Regions from separate parts of the Mus musculus genome. Here region 1 is linked to region 2. The links are chromatin loops, found by intact Hi-C in ENCODE. Cell type or tissue: heart. All regions are shown on one strand.

Region 1 (5,000 bases), 74 kb before region 2:
AAAGTGCAGGGCTGCTCACTATACAGCACCTGGAAACAGGTGGCTATGCAGACATTCACTGGGTTAGGGCAAGAGCCCTGTATGTCCTCCCTCCAGAAAGCCCCTCCACACTGCTCTGGTTGCTGTGCTTCATCTGCCTATACATAAGCACTGAATCCAAGGGAAGGAGGCAAGAACGTTGCCTACTGGAAGGAACTCAAGTTTAGAAGGAAGTTCAAGGACAACACTGGTGGTATATGCCTGAACCAGACCCTGGCCATAAGGTGCTGATGGTCAGCAACTTAGGAACCTGACTTTGATCAGAGACCTAAATGTGGCTATCCTGTATCCCTGCTTCTGGCTAAGCCTTTAGGGTCTTCTACTCACGGATACAGGGTAGTCTTGAACCAAGAGATCCCCTAAACCTTCTTCCTGGGTAAACTAACTGACAATACTGAGCACATAGACTTGAATAAGAAAGGTACCTTGTGCTTGTGGTCCCTGGCATTCCCGTTGCCACTCCCACCCAGCAAGTCCCAAAGCTGGCCTAGGTTACCAAATGACTAGAGCTCTGGCCCCAGGACTCTGCTTTGTCCATAGAGTAAAGCTGGGGAGAACTCTAACACCAGAACCCTGGTGTTCGGCCTCAAGATACAGCTCTCCTGCAGAGAGTCCATAGGACTCAGAAGGGAGGTGTGAGCCACCACACAGATCCTCTTGGTACCCATCAACAGGTTCTGACAGCACACTGACTTCTGACCTAGCCCTTTGGTCTCCACTGAATCTGCCAGAGCTAAACTGTCAAAGGGTAGGAGCAGACAGAGCCCAAGGAATAAGTAGGCCTTGGTCTAACAGCCTGCCCAGCCATAGGGCCACCAAGCAACCAAAAAGGCAATTGGATCTTCATGTCCAACAGAAGCCCACTGTGGCCCATGAGCTAATCTCTCCTACCACACATAGTAGGATCAGCAAGGCTTCTGCCCTCCTCATCAGTGAGGCAAGGGATGTTTCTACTTTCCACACCTTGGCTCAAGCAAGGTTCATTAGAAGCCTTTTATTTGAGCTTTGCTTGCTCCCTGGGCAGGGGCTCTCTCACACACAGGGATAAGGACTGGATTACTCTCCTTGCCTTGCCTTTTTAACCTCTTATTACAAAATGAAACAAGATGAAAAAGTTATCAGGCCAGTTTTGTAGAACGACATTATTTCCATGTTTTCAGGGTAAGGAATTAAAGTGAGCCATCTCCGTTTAGAAAGGGGAAGACTTCCTGAAGGAACCTCAGGGTAAGCTCCTTCCTCAGTCCTCAGGGGGCACAGTAGGTAACAGCTGCTGCTACATGCTGGGGTTTTAACTGTCCCCCTATTTTGAGCTCACATATACGATCCTTAAACTTGCCACTCTCTTGGTTAAATGTCTCAAGCTATTTAATGTGCCTTGATTTCCTGGGGTAAGTTACATCACCTTTCTCAGGTAGAGACACATAGGGTCCCTGGTGGGCTTAGTCTGTGGCCACTTTATTTTAGAATATGAGTTGATTAGGGGTGATAATTAGCCTATAATCAATCACACAACTTTAAATTCTTAAGTGTCTAGTTAAACAGTGATAATTTGGCTTAAATAAAAACTCATGAAGAATTAATGAAACCATGGCACGGCCTCACAGCTTGCAAGCTGTCTTTTTCTGTGTGTTACCTCACCCTGGGAGAGGAGGCAGGTGTGACTCCTATAATTTTGCTGACATGACTTATGATCTACATATTAACAAGGCTGTATCAAAGATGCTGGCCACAAGAGCATGCCATCTGCCCATCTCTAATTTTCACAGGAGGATACCATTAGGAATGCCTAGCAGCTCTTTCAACATCAAGTATACAACCTTTAAAAGGATCATCTGAGTTAACTTCAAGAACACGACAGGCCAATCATCCCTGCCAGTGAACCCATATACTGGTCACAGGGATAGTTGAAGTGGAAACTTAAGGGTTCACGGAGAGTCAGTTGTTCTGGATGGTGTTTTGCTGGGCAAACACATGAAGGAGTGTTTTCCTGAAGTGGACACAGGTGAAAGACTAAGGCAGACTCATGAAAGAACATTTCACTGAAGCAGATACTGGAGAGGATGTTCTGCTAAAGCAAGTACTCAAAAGCACACATGACGAAGGATTCTTTTTTAACAACATGCATGTATTGGTCCATCTTACATTGCATAGTTGAGCTGCATTTGTCAGGACTCCATAGAGAGAATCACAGTAAAAAAAAATCTTCTGGTGGTGTACTGCAGTTTCTTGCCACTTCCAGGGACTCAGGCTGATTGGCAGAGTAATATCAGCTGAGACAGACGCACATGCTGAAGCAAGGCACAAGGTAGACATGTGATGTTTGGAGGGTATAATTAGTACTCGATGGAGTGATGGAGACAGGCTGGGCTTGCTAGTACGGCTGTGCAATGCTTGCGGGTCTCGTGTCTTCCCTTCTCTGAGAGAGGCACAGCCAAGAACTTCTCCTGCTGTTCCATCTAGTCACTTCTGCTGACTCGAGCCCAGGCTAAGGCCTGGCTGTGTCTGCTAGGTCCTGTTACCAGTGTTGCTACCTACCGAACTGGATTACTGGTGTATCTGAAGTGAGAGTGGATTGAGCTGCCACTGCCTGCTAACCTGTGAACCGAACTGCCAATTTCCAGACAACACAGACAGGAGTTGCTCCAAAGAACCTTTTTAAAGAGGTCCACTTCCCTACCCCTTATCTTTTCTTTTCCACTTTCTATGGTGAGTGGTGGGTTACAAGGGAGGTTAAAGCATTTAAGAACCATCATTAAAAATATGATTTGAAAAAAAATTAAACTTATAGATACTGGAGCTAGAGAAATGGCTCAGAGTTTAAGTGCACTTGCTGCTTAAGGACTAGAGTTCAGTTCACAGCACCCACGGTAAACAGCTCACAACTGCCAATAACTTCTAGCTTCAAGAAATCCAAATCCGATGCCTTCCTCTGGCCTCTACAGGCACAGCTGGGGGTACTGAATGCTTAGGGACTGGCAGGGCAGGATGTACAGAGGGCAGCTGGGGGGTGGGATGGACTTCCCATTGCAAATCCGGCAGTATAGCTCCAGCGGTGGAAAGACTAAGCTGCTCAGCTGCTCCTCCTCAGTTATAGGGCAGAGATATAGCCAGCTGGAACAGTTTCCATAGTAGCACTTCCCTGTTTCTTAGAGCCTGTTACAAGAAAACCACAATCACGCTTGGTCCAAAGGATACTAAAGTGAGTGTTGTAACAACTGAAACTCTTTTCAGTCAGAAGCCAACTGTACAGCACTGAGACTTCCCATTGCAAATCCAGCACTATAGCTCCTGACCTCCAGGTCAAGCTGGCCAGTCCCCTACCAAGGAAAGTAAAAGGGTCATTGGGGTCTCTGAACAAGAGCCAACATGTGTGACTGATGGGGCACACTTTGATAAAGAACAGCAGGGGGGCACTCTGAAGGTACTTGCCATGCACTGAACAGAGCTTTATCTTAACAAACTAAAGCTGATGACAGGGGGAGGCAGAGCTATTACCTGTGTTGAGTTCTGCTGCATCTTCATTCCGTATGCTCAGTTTACTAATGTTTTCATGCCTAAGGCATTCTTTTTAAAGCTTTAAAAGAAGCTGTAACCTTGGGTACTTTAAGGTACCCTAAACTTGTGAGCTGGACTGAAAAGTGAGTGAGTGTCACCTAAGACTGCTGCCCACTCTTCCCTCAGGCAGTGCCCATGCTTCCAGTCTCCACTTCCTAACTTCTAGGAGCCCAACAGCTGAAGAAGCAGCCAAGGACAGGGTTTGTTCTGGGCTCTGTGTGGACTACAGCTCTCCAGAGGGTACCTACACTGGAGGATTGAAGAAGAGAGGCATCACTCCCAGAGCACGAGCACCACAGAGCAAATAAGACCCATGTGACAGTTCACTGAGACCCCTCTTCAAGTCCACAGTGGGCCTGGGCTCAACTGTTCTACATGAGAGCAGAGGGCAGTGCTAGGTCCCAGCACTGGTCCCTCAATAAAGTCTGCCTGCCAGTGAGCTCCAAGAAGCACTTCCTTGCCACAATAAGTGTTGGGAAGGACAGAAAGCCTGCCTCGGCCTTTATCCTGAAGTACCAATCAGAAGTCCACTCTTGGCTACAGAAGGTGGAAGACAGCAGAAGACCAAAGGCCCTCTGTTACCTGTGACTCACATCCATACCTTGTCACTGCTGTTGCTTCCTCTCAAGTAAGGCCACCTTGGCAGACACAAAATGAGGCCTGGAACCCACACAGTCAAGGAGACTTGGTCATGGGCTCCTGAGAACATGGCCTGCTCATTCCCACAGTCATCATCAGGAGTCTGGCTGTAGCCCTGCTCAAGTGCCAGCTGCAGAGATTGAGGCCATGGTCCCCATTCACTCATGAGAGCATGGCATTGGCAGTTATGACAAGAATGACTTGTGCTATTTCTGTATCGAAATCACTGGAAATGCCACAAGTTCCCAACAGAAGCTGTTGGTGCTTTTGACCTAGGGCTCCAGGAGAAGAAAACGAAATCCTCTCTTCTTAAAGAGTACAGCGTCAGAACAATAATGCCTGTATGCTCAGGAATATTCTATGGAGGGGCTGAAAATTCCTCCATAGGCTGTGCTTTGAAAAGCTTATCAATACAATTGGGCTGATGACGTCAGTGAGGACACAAAGCCCACATTCAGTGCTCAGAGGAGAAAGACGGGTCTGCTGGGAGAAAGCCCTCCTACAGGAAAGGCCTCCAACTCTCCCTCCCAGATCCTGATTTCCATTACGTGGGTCACTCTTCTTTCCCTGACACCACTTCATGCCATCACACAGACACAGAATGAAAGCAGCACTGTTCAGGAAACACGCCAGAGTTGAGGGTCCCCTCAGTAAAGAATAACTCATTCAGCTCCAGGGAAAAATAATAGATATTTCAACTATGTAACCATAGCTTCCTCTCACTGACATTTGCCTGTACGGGGGTAGGGAGAGCAAGAGTGGGAGGA
Region 2 (5,000 bases):
ATCAAGGCGAGGCCATGCTGCAAGCCCTCAGTCCCGTCAGATCACACTGCCACAGAGGCACACACCACCAAGGTCTCAGGCACACAAGGCCATGCTGTGGGACATGGACACTAAGTTCAAGGTAGCATCCTACCTGAAATCAGTCACTGGTGTATTCTTTTCCCTGTTGCAATCATGATGGAAAAAATGTGTTTCACACAACAGAGATGTTAGGGACTGAGACAGAGTTACCCCACCCCATCCCCCAAGCAAGCCTACTCATGAAACGTTCAGGAACAAGACAGAAACATTTGGGTCTCTCCAGAGAAGAGACAGATTGAATCTAGGCTTCACATCTGACTGGGCCAGACCCCTTTGACAAGCCACGGCTTATCCGAGGAGGTCAGACCTCTGGGCATCACAGGGGCTAAAACACAGGCAGAGACCAACCCCGCTACACACTGGAACCTTTGCATCTCCAGGAAGACTTGGGACAAGTTTTACTTACCCTGTAACCTTCTAGAGTCCCAGCAATCCTAGTTGTCACAAGTACCACCATCACTTGACAAAGACTAAGTGTACTATGGGGATTTCCTTACAAAGTCTTTGCAACCCCTCAGAGGTCATCACCTCAGCAACCTTTCTTCAGGCTCCAGACAGAACATGTGCCACAGGTAAAAAAGCTCCTGCATCTGGGCTCACAGTATAGAGCTTTTGCAGGTGCCCTGTGGCCGACACTAGAATGGCACTGACACTGATAAAAACTTTAATGACAAGCATCACTCAGAGCCTGGCTGCACTTTACAGTGTGCAGCACTTTCCTTTAGAATGGACACCCGGAGTGTCCTCTTCTTCTACCAGGCCTCTTGCTTCAGATCCTCAGACTCAGGAATGGGATGGTACCCGACACCATGAGCTTTCCCCTAGGTCAACATACACTAAAGTAAAGGGCCTCCCTGTATTACAGGCCTTTCATTTATTAGGCTTTTCCTCATGAAAAGCTGCTGCAGAAAGACAAGTGCCAAGCAAAAGCACCTCAGTACAGGGACACTTTGGGATGCTTAATACAAATAGTATGAAGTCAATGATGTTTACCTCACACTCAACAGAATACTCCAATGATCTGACACCTCTTGTGACCACACACTCAGCATGTAAACGTGTAACAGCACAAGGAGGAAACAGGTACTACAGGTGCACAGGTGACACATGCTAGTTTATAGTAATGGTTAATATGTCAGTAGCTGAGAGCTACTTAGGGGCCAAGCAAGTCTCAACAGCACCCACACAAAGAGGCATGACTTGGTAGAAAAGGCCATTTGGGTGGGTCCCATCTTCTGCCGACTCTGCTGACTTCCAGACACCACACCAAGCCTAGCCAGGTTACTCACTTCAGGGCCAGTTTCCTGTCCTGGTCTGCCATGAAGTTTCCTGTCCTGGTCTGCCATGAGAAATGAGAGGGTACACCATCCTAGTCCAAGCACTGAGACACAGGCTGACAGCCTGCAGAAACAGCTGGGGATCCAGCAGATGAGGAAGAAGCAGGTGAGACAAGTGATAAGTGTCTGCTGTGCAGCCTCCGCTGAAGCCCACCCAGACATTTCTATCTGCTCTATATTGTTTCAGTGATCTCAGAACAGTAAGCACACGCGGTGCTTGGGCTGTCATTCATATGGCTCTAAGAAGGGTCCCAGAACCCATGATGACTGCAGTTGACCCAGGATCATTGTTTTCACCCTATTTGGGAATTTCAAATGGATGAAGTCCTTACACTCAAATAAGCACATGAAGAACCTGCCAACTCTAGCCCTGGCTGCCCCACAGCAGCTCTGTGGGCAGCCACTAGCCACAGATGGCTAAATGAACTGAACTCAGTTCTACAGTCACATTAGCCTCCCTTGAAAAGCTCAGCAACACTCTGCTAGCGGTTTCCTCATGGATAGTAGAACTACAATCACATTCAAATTCCACAAAGTCCCAGGCTGGAGGACCAGAAGGCTTCTGCTTTTATAAAGTTGTCTTTATATCTCAGGCCCTGTACTTCCTTCTGTGAGTAAGAAAAATATTCCCAGCTGTGCTTGACTCTGTTCCCCAAATGGAGTGAAGCTGAGTAGAGTCTTCCTGTGGACCATGAAACAGAAGTGGAAACAGCCACCACAGAAAGGATGCACCTCCAACTCCCACCTCCCCACGAGCATAAGAATAAAGGGACCAATTTCCCCAGCTTGCTCCTTTCTTCCTTTCCCTTCTCTCTAAAAGACTTATTGCAGGCCTATAGGAAGCACTTTGTTTTCCCTAAATGTGTATGCATGCATGCATGTGTCTAACTATGTGTCACAGCACACATGTAGAGAACAGAGGACAACTTCCTAGAGTTAGTTGTCTCCTTCCACTATGTGGGCCCAGAAGACTAAACTCAGGCAAGTCAGGCTTGGTGGCAGGTACCTTTACCCCCCTGAGCCATCTCACTAGTGTAGAAGTCCGTTTTTCTCACCATGTGCACTTGTGCCCATGCTACCTCATGGCAGAGTCCTACAAGGGGTCCACACAAGCCCTCCTTGGAGAGAAAAGCTCAGTCCTCTTTGACCCATCCCATCTGAGAAGATACACCCCTGATCCTCTTCTCGGCTCCAGCTAAGAACACCCAGCCCTCAAAGCCTGCCTTCCAGGTCTGCTGATGGGAACTAAGGCCTTTCTACAGTGCCTTTGAAACAGGTAGCAGTCACTTCATAGAGGTCAGCCTCCCTGTTCCAAATACCTGCTGCAGGCCCCTCTGGGAAAGGGGAAACTCCCCTCAGCCCAAGTCTTGATATGGCAATTGTCTCACGTGACAGCTGCCACCATCAAAGGATGAAAATATTTCTTACCACAGGGACTGTTCCTCCTCCAAGAGTGGACTGGAGTAGGGTGCAACACCTAACCCATACCATTACCTGCCTGCCACAGGGAGCTGCGAGCCTGGGATAAGAACACAGGCTGGATTACATCAGGCTTTCACAAGGCTGCCCTATTCCTGATGCTTCTTTGTTTGTTTGTTTGTTTGTTTTTGTTTGTTTGTTTTTTTAATCTGAGCTGGCCCTGAATTCACAGTGATGCTCCTGCTTCAACCTCCCAAGTACTGACTTATTTCTTTGTGACGCAAAGCAAGAAAGGCATCTTCAGCTGCCACCATGCTCCTGGATGTGTTTACTGGACATCCATTAGAAGCCTTACAAAACTACTAACATCAAGGAGGGTGTGTCTAAGCCTGAGGGCACCAGCCTTTCCTAGGCCTCTCAGTCTTTCACTGAGGAGTCAAGAGTGACACCCTAGCCAAAAATCACCACTGCCAAATCAGCCAGTAAACACCCCGAACTCCAGCTTCCCTTCATTCCTATTGGATCCTGAGGCTGGAACCCAAAACCTGAATTCTGCTTGGACAAGAGTTTGCCCAAAGAGAGTGTGTGATAGACATGCAGTGGTCAAAACCTAGACCAGTGTCAGCCAAAGGAAGCAGCAGAGGCTTCCATGGAAGTTTGAACAAGTTCACTTCAAAGTCAAAAGCAAAGCAAAATTAGCAGCAACCTCATCTGGCTTCTCAAATCAAAGTGGCTAAGTAATCTTCCTAGGCCAATCATAAGGTCTGCCAAGCTAGGAAAGAAGAGCAGAGCTGGTTAAAGAGAGCCGCCATTCTTCCTCACCCACCATGGCTTAGGCAGAAGCAGGTATGGACAGGAGCAGCTTCTCCCACAAAGGAGGAGAATTCAGGAGGTAGCATTCCCAGTGTCCCACGGTTCTCAGCAGGTATTTCCCTCTTTCCAGCTACAAAGTAGAAGAAATCAAGTAACTTGGTGACAGTGTGCAGACATGGCTCTGCTCCAAGCAAGCCCTTGCTGCAAGACTGCTAGTAAAGAGCACAGCACTATTTTGTCTTCCCCCAGCCTCAGCCTGTTCTGTGTAGGCACAGTCACTGAGTGGCAGTCAAGGCATCATCTTGTCCACTTATCTCTCCCAGCCCTGTCCCAAAGACTAGCTTCTAGGTCCCGTATCAGGTCCTACCTATAAACTTGAAAGACCAGCAGGTACTCTAGAAATGAACTGTGGCTGCATTTCCAGCGTCCTATCTACATCTACATCAGTGGACCCCAACCAGTAGTTTAGCCTTATGTATAAAATGAAGACAGAAAACTCAAACAAGCCCTCAGCTACAATGCTGCTTCTGTGTGCGTGTGCGTGTGTGTCACACAGGAGCAAAACTTGTTGCTGATAACTTTTATTCCCTACTTGAAGGACCACATAAAATAAGCCCTGACTACAAGGAGCATGTCACAGGTATGAAATGACACCAGCTTGGTGGTACAGTGATACTTGAATTATTAATCTGAGGCAGCAGATGAACAGTGTGGGTCCTATTTAACCCTGAATACCCATAAGGACAATAGGTAGAATTCAGCACACCCAAGACCATCCTGCAAACTCAGCCGGCAAAACACAGTGTTTAGGTCTTGTTATTCTTCAAAAGACATGCTGTTTTCCAGGGACCTGGGACCAACAGCAAACTACACAGATGGCAAGGCCACTTTGCCAGAGTCCTGGGGTTAGAAGCCTTCAATCAAGCTGTCACTCCAGTGCCACTAAAATTCTAAAGGAAAATGGTCCATGTGACAAGAGATTAGCAACCACAAAACACAGACACTTACTTTTCAAGAAGAATAGGACTTTATCTGGTGATATTCTAAAGTTAACAAAACCATATTCAGAAGAACATACAAAACCCTTTGGAACCTAAGACCTCCTTAGCGACACACACAGCTCAGTCAAGTACACACGCTGAGGCCCCTACAGTTCAACCACAAGGCCCAGGTCAAGCAGGTGGGCCTGGTACTTTCCTATAGACGCCATCACCACCTTGGCAGTTCGTATTCTTGTTGGTAGTCTGCAGATCTGTGTGAGCGCTGATGGATGCCACAGCAGCAAACCTCACTCGGCAAACCTCACTTCCACACCATTCAGGACAGAGAATAGAGCACTCCTTATTGCTT

The links. Peaks named below come from ENCODE experiments on the same cell type or tissue, not always from the same donor. Only the 100,000 strongest peaks of a DNase experiment are listed, where the experiment ranks them.
Region 1: a loop joins it to region 2, with 1.8 times the contacts of the local background. A loop is called at or near these places in 2 of 42 quality-filtered maps.

What each region holds. Positions count from the first base shown.
Region 1 is chr1:92,031,279-92,036,278 of GRCm38, forward strand. All of the region lies in intron 3 of Hdac4 (histone deacetylase 4), which reads right to left. Among named protein-coding and RNA genes, the nearest start is that of Hdac4, 150 kb to the right of the region's middle. In heart, no CTCF peak of the experiment used is centred here; DNase peaks (open chromatin) are centred at 2,383 and 3,093; H3K27ac peaks cover 312 bases.
Region 2 is chr1:92,104,887-92,109,886 of GRCm38, forward strand. The region is part of intron 2 of Hdac4 (histone deacetylase 4); the gene reads right to left. Among named protein-coding and RNA genes, the nearest start is that of Hdac4, 73 kb to the right of the region's middle. In heart, no CTCF peak of the experiment used is centred here; no DNase peak of the experiment used is centred here.